2 separate regions of the Homo sapiens genome follow, and region 2 is linked to region 1. Evidence: read pairs that join two places in POLR2A ChIA-PET (ENCODE). Cell type or tissue: OCI-LY7. All regions are shown on one strand. Links, peaks and the distances in the headings refer to the core of each region. The heading gives the core; the rest is flanking DNA. Region 1 holds the start of LINC02993 (long intergenic non-protein coding RNA 2993). Region 2 overlaps ZEB2 (zinc finger E-box binding homeobox 2).

Region 1 (2,917 bases), core at 224-2,723:
AGCACAGGACGCAGAGAAAAGTCGAGAGAGGACTGGGGGCTGCTGGCTTTCGGCTCCTCACACAGCAAAATAAGTCCTGCAAATGAATCTCTCCTTCTCTGTCTTCCCCATTAATAATCCACTTCGAGATTAGCGCAGACGAAAGAGATTAAAACAACAGATACACGGAAATGTGAAATAATATTGCAATCAACATTGAAGGGGGAAAAATAATTCTTTGGGGTTTCCATGGGCAAAACAAACTACCTCCCTCAGGATTCCCTCCACCCAGGCAGGGTGAGAAGGATGCACTTTTGTTTTCCAATTCCCTCCAGCCAGGACCTGGTGCCTGTCCCCCCATTCACCTCTCAGTCTGTCAATTTCCTCAACTTTCACAGCCGCTCCCCCCTCCCCCCGCTCAGCTTGGCGGCCCAGATGCCCGAAGAGATACAATGTTTCTGCCCTTGAACACACAGGCTGTAGAAGGAATTCGAATTTGGCCACAGCTAATGATTTTTTTTAAAGCAAATTCTGTTTATTTTGTACCATGTGGAGAAAATAAAAAAAGGAACCTATTCTCGTTTTGAAATGAAACTGATCTTTCATCTAGAGGAATTATTCGACCTTGTGTTGTGACTCAGGAGGTGGGCAACTTCTTTTGGAGTTGCAAGCAAAGGGTGATAAAGGGGACCCCTGGACTGGGTGTGTGTGGAGGAGGTGGGGGGCGGCAGGGGTCCAAGCCAAGCCAAACGGTTTTCTCACGTGCAGACTCGCAATCCAATCCATTCGGAGTTGAGCCTAGGATAGGAGGGGAAAGTCTATTAAAAAAAAAAAAAATCAGGAGCATCTCTCTGAGAAGCCCTTTCAAACAAAACCAAAACAGGACCAGAGAAGCTCAGACCGTCCCTAACATCCCTGCTGCGAGACCCGCAGGCTGTGGAATCTCGCACGTCACCTGGCCCCAGCAGGGCGGCCAGCTGAGGGGTTGATTTTATTTTATTTTTTTGAAGTAAAGGCTGAATCTCGGCTTCAGGGCTTTTGCCAACGTCTCCACTGACAGGAACCAGCAAACTTCAGGACCCAAATGAGCATCTTAATTTATTGATGCTAAACAGGTCTGGTTGTTGTCCCCAATTTTCCGCGCGCTCTGCCACTCCCCCCCCCACACACCCCGCCCCAACCCCCGCCGCCAGCTTCGGTCCCTGCATTTGATCTCCAGGAAGGGCCCCGCTGCACAGGCGGAGGAGCGCGTCGCGGGGGGGGGCGGTGTTCGGCCCCCTCCCACCAGACCGCCCTCCCCCAGACCTGTCCCCGCCCGGGATCCTGCGACCCCCGCCCGCCGCCCGGTCAGCTGACCTGGCTCGCTCGCCTGCTCCCCGCCCGCCGCCCTGTTTCCGGTCCCCGGGGTCCGCGAGCCGCGCTCCGAGCGGGCGCAGCCGCGGCCGGGAGGTGATGCCGGGGGCTGATTACCATGAGAAAGGCTGTGCCTGGAAAAGCCTCCTCCACGCGACTGTCAATCTCACTAAGGCTTGGGGGGCGGGGAGCGGGGGGGGGGACGGAAAGGGGCCCTGTAGGAGTCACCAGAAAACTTGGAGTAAGTTGGATGCGACGCAGGCCCGAGGAGGTGGCTTTCGCCTCAACTTGGAAGGCTGGGGCGTTGAGGGCGCGGACGCCAGCAGCCTCACCAGGGAATTGAAAACCAAAAATCTCCCTCCTGCTTTTCCTCCCTCTGGCCCTCCTTTCAGCCCTCCCTGCCCTTTATCCTTATTTTCTTGAAATTCTTTCCCAGTTGCATTTCCTACGTTCTCCTTTCTATCTGATATCTCCCTTTTGCAATTTCTTGTTTTGTTTCTTAACATCCACTCTTCTCCCTCGCTGTGATTCTTTTTGTGCCTCTTTTATGTGTCCAGATTTATCATTTCGTTTTGAAAACAGAACGTTTAATGTGTAATTAATCTACCAGCAGGAGGGCAGGGACACCCTGACTAAAATAACTCCCCGGGTCTCAGAGACGACAAGTTCACCAGGTGTCAGTGAAAAGTAAAATAATAATAATAAAAATAAAATAAATCAATATTTCAGTGACCATAATGGTTTATTCTTCTATATTATCACATCAGCTCAGACTGATAATTTTAAAAGACAAGATATAATAGATATAGTCTTCCTGGAAAAAATGCATAATGCTTGGCATAGGGGCATTCTTTAGAATTAAGGCAATGTGAAAAAGTTTGTTTACAGCCATATTTTAGTAGTACTTAATTTGTTAACAGACTTTAGACATTACAATAGGTAATTTTATGAAACTTAAACTGCGCTTTTCTTCTGATGACTATTTGCAAAGGGTAAAAAATTCCCAAAGCACTCCTCCTGAACCCCAACAAAGATTGATCAATTCAGAGAGAAACATCATCATGTCACGTAGTTTGCACATTACTAAGCAAATTCACAACTTGGGTTGTTGGGTTATTTTCTTGACTAGGCTAGGTTACTGTCCGTTACCTAGCAGGTGAGTGAGCATGAGGCGGCATATGTCATGAACATAACTGTTTTTGTTTTGTTTTCTTTATTATTATTTTTTGCTCTTCCCTTCACTTTGGGCATATTTGTTGTTCTCATTAAAATTCAGAGTTTTCACTTGTTTACAATTTGTTTACTTTGTTGAATTTTAAAAACTTGATAGAAGTCAATTGAACATGTATATTTAGCCCTTTTTAGGCCAAGAAAAATAAAGATGTATTAGAAAGATGCCTTTTCTGCTTCATAATTATTAATTGACATTTTATGATGAATAATTAATCATTTGAATAATTTTAGTATCTCTGATCTGAACACATATTTGCATATCTAATGCTTGATTTTAAATGTGTTTTTTAAAAATTCATTCTCTCAGGATGAAGAAACAAAGTCACATTTTAATGCAAAATTTCTCTTCTAC
Region 2 (2,902 bases), core at 403-2,902, 130 kb before region 1:
GTGGGATAGGAACTATCCCACAGGTTCAATTGGGATAGGAACATGGACTAAATTTCCACATACATCACATCAATAGAAAATCCATGAAGAACTTGATTTGAATAGAACCTAATACACTGACAGTAGTAATGTCATGAGATGTTTGGTCAAGTGACCAAAAAGTTAACATGCTGGAAACTTGACAAGTTGGAAAGCCAACAGGAAGATAATTAATCACAAGTTTAGAGCAACCATTGAATGATTAGCATCTTGTTGCTAGGCAATGTTTCGAGGCAGCAGCTCTCACATCTTGAAGGAGCAGAATAGTTTATTTTTACTTTAAAAAACAAAGTTTGTTTGTTTATTTATTTATTTATTTATTTGAGATGGAGTCTCACACTGTCGGCCAGGCTGGAGTGCAGTGGCCTTATCTTGGCTCACTGCAACCTCCGCCTCCCGGGTTCAAGTGATTCTCCTGCCTTAGCCTCCCAAGTAGCTGGGATTACAGGCATGCACCACCACACCCAGCTAATTTTGTATTTTTAGTAGAGACGGGGTTTCTCCATGTTGGTCAGGCTGGTCTTGAACTCCCGCTCTCAGGTGATCCACCTGCCTCTGCCTCCAAAAGTGCTGGGATTATAGGCATGAGCCACCGCATCAGGCCTGAAGTTTATTTTTCAAATAAATTATGCATATTTGTGTTTGTCAACTTTTGGGCCTCTCAACTATCTACAGACCTATGAAGGTTACAATTCTCTAATTTATAAGAAGTAAATATATTGACTGGATGTCAATGTGTATGACAGCCCTCACTAAAATAAAAGTTGTACACTCACCGTGTAGTAAATGATAGAGTTTGCATATGGTCATATAATAAAACCAATCAGAGAGGGAAAGATGCCTTCAGTGATGTGCCTATTGTAGCTGAATAATGGAATACAAAATATATTTAAGGTTGATTAAAATATTAAAATTAAAGTAAAATTTAGGTATGAAAATATCTTTACTTTGTAAATGCTTAAGTAGCACTTAGTACTAAAGAAAATATCTACACTAAAAGAAAATTTTGATGTTTCAAACATTGAATTATATAACACAAGTATAAAAGCTGTTTGGATTTAGATTGGGTTGTCTTTAAGGTATCATTAAACTTTTAAAATAATAACAATGAATATCAGACAGCTAAAGAAAAAGAAAACTGTATTGGTTGGAGTAAGAACCCTGTTATTTATCAACCTTGTTGCTTCACAAAAACCCTCCCCACACTATCAGGCTGATGCTGGTCACTTGAGCTGCCTCCAGCATGTGCCCAGTGAGGAATAATAGCCGATGATGAGTACGAGTACTTCCCAAGGACAGTTTTCAGTGACAGAAAAGAGTGCCTTGTATCTAGGTAGTCAAAATATGACAGGAAGTATTCACCTTCCCTTCGCTTTTTTTTTTTTTTTTTTTTTTTTGAGATAGGGTCTCACTCTGTTGCTCAGGCTGAGGTGCAGTGGCACAATCATGGCTCACTGCAGCATCGACCTCTTGGGCTCAAGCCATCCTCCTACCTCAGCCTCCCAAGTAGCTGGGACTACAGGCTTGAGCTACCACATCCAGCTAATTTTTAAAAAATATTTTGTAGAGTCAAGGTCTCACTATGTTGTGCAGGCTGGTCTCAAACTCTTGGGCTCAAGCAGTCTTCCTGCCTTGGTCTTTCAAAGTGCTGGGATTACAGGCGTGAGCTGCTGCGCCTGGCTCATATTCCCTTTTCTGTCTTCCTTCTTTTTCTTTTGTGCCTCATCATCGCTTTTCCCCCAAAAAGCTTTCCCCCCAAAGTGCTAGTTTTTTTTCCTCCATATTGAAATGTTTGATACTAGACTTCCTGGTTTAGAATGAGTTGTTTTCCTATACTCCCCTATTTTTTTTGTTCCCTCGTGCCAAAATTTTGACTGAGATCCTACACTTTTTCCCCCCCGATCCAGGGCTAATAGAGCATGCCAAATTTCCAGTGGAGAAGAATTGGAGATGGGCTAGGGGTAGGGATGAGGTTCAGCTACCTTATTGTTCAGGGAGGTGGGGATGGAGCCAGGGAGGAAACACAAGTGGAGCTCAACCATAGAGCTGCAGATCTTGGATTGTGGGAAGTAATATTAAATTACATATGGTACTTCATCTTTCTTTTCAAAAATTAACCCACTATCTCTCTACTCATAGTGAAGAATTAGGCTGTTTTCTTGTCAACTCTTTGTAATTGTTCCTAATTAGTAATGCATGAATTGGAAATATACTAATTAAAATTTAGAAAGTTTTATTTCAATCTTCCAAATATAGGTGGTTTCAAGTAGCTCATCTGATCTATTACTTTTCTTTTATGACACTAATGCCTTTAGTTCTTTCAAAATGTGGCGAATTTAAAAAAAAAAGGCAAACAAAATTACCCCTAAATTATGGCTTTCTTGGTGTTTTGGATGATGAAACTAATGTATTACTGTCTGAATTTCTTATTAGATTTTTACATATATAGGTTCATCTTAAGCTTTGAAACTTAAGAATTTGAAGGTATTTTCAATAACTGGCTGTGTCATGCCATTTCATTGCCCTGGCCATCTGACTGTCCCTTTGACATAATTTCTAAATTTGGTTTACAGAATAACTGGAAAGATATTAAGACAAGCACACTCATAAAGACATGAATGATCCAATAAACAGGCAACAAAAAAGTCCTACTGAGCTCGGCAAAAGCATTATTTCTTCCTTGTTGAAGGTATCAGCATATGTTACATCTTATGTTGCACAAGTGTGCTCATTAAATATTATGAAATGTACAGCAGGACGGGAAGCTCTAACCAGTTAGGCAAAGTCACTCATACCTGTGTGTTCGTATTTATGTCGCAGAAGGGAACTGCTTTTCTGGAATGTCTTGTCACATAAGTCACAT

The links. Peaks named below come from ENCODE experiments on the same cell type or tissue, not always from the same donor. Only the 100,000 strongest peaks of a DNase experiment are listed, where the experiment ranks them.
Region 2: POLR2A ChIA-PET joins it to region 1 with 14 read pairs; 3 of 35 experiments call an interaction of 5 or more read pairs at or near these places.

Annotation. Positions count from the first base shown.
Region 1 is chr2:144,523,052-144,525,968 of GRCh38, forward strand. The region is part of intron 1 of LINC01412 (long intergenic non-protein coding RNA 1412); the gene reads left to right. LINC02993 (long intergenic non-protein coding RNA 2993) reads right to left here and starts at 1,393. Exons shown (of 2, transcript NR_136320.1): 1 at 1,336-1,393; 2 at 493-777. In OCI-LY7, for the core only: no CTCF peak of the experiment used is centred there; a DNase peak (open chromatin) is centred at 1,380; H3K4me3 peaks cover 1,770 bases.
Region 2 is chr2:144,393,578-144,396,479 of GRCh38, forward strand. It overlaps ZEB2 (zinc finger E-box binding homeobox 2), which reads right to left. Exons shown (of 10, transcript NM_014795.4): 9 at 2,835-2,902. Among named protein-coding and RNA genes, the nearest start is that of QTMAN, 63 kb to the left of the region's middle. In OCI-LY7, for the core only: no CTCF peak of the experiment used is centred there; no DNase peak of the experiment used is centred there.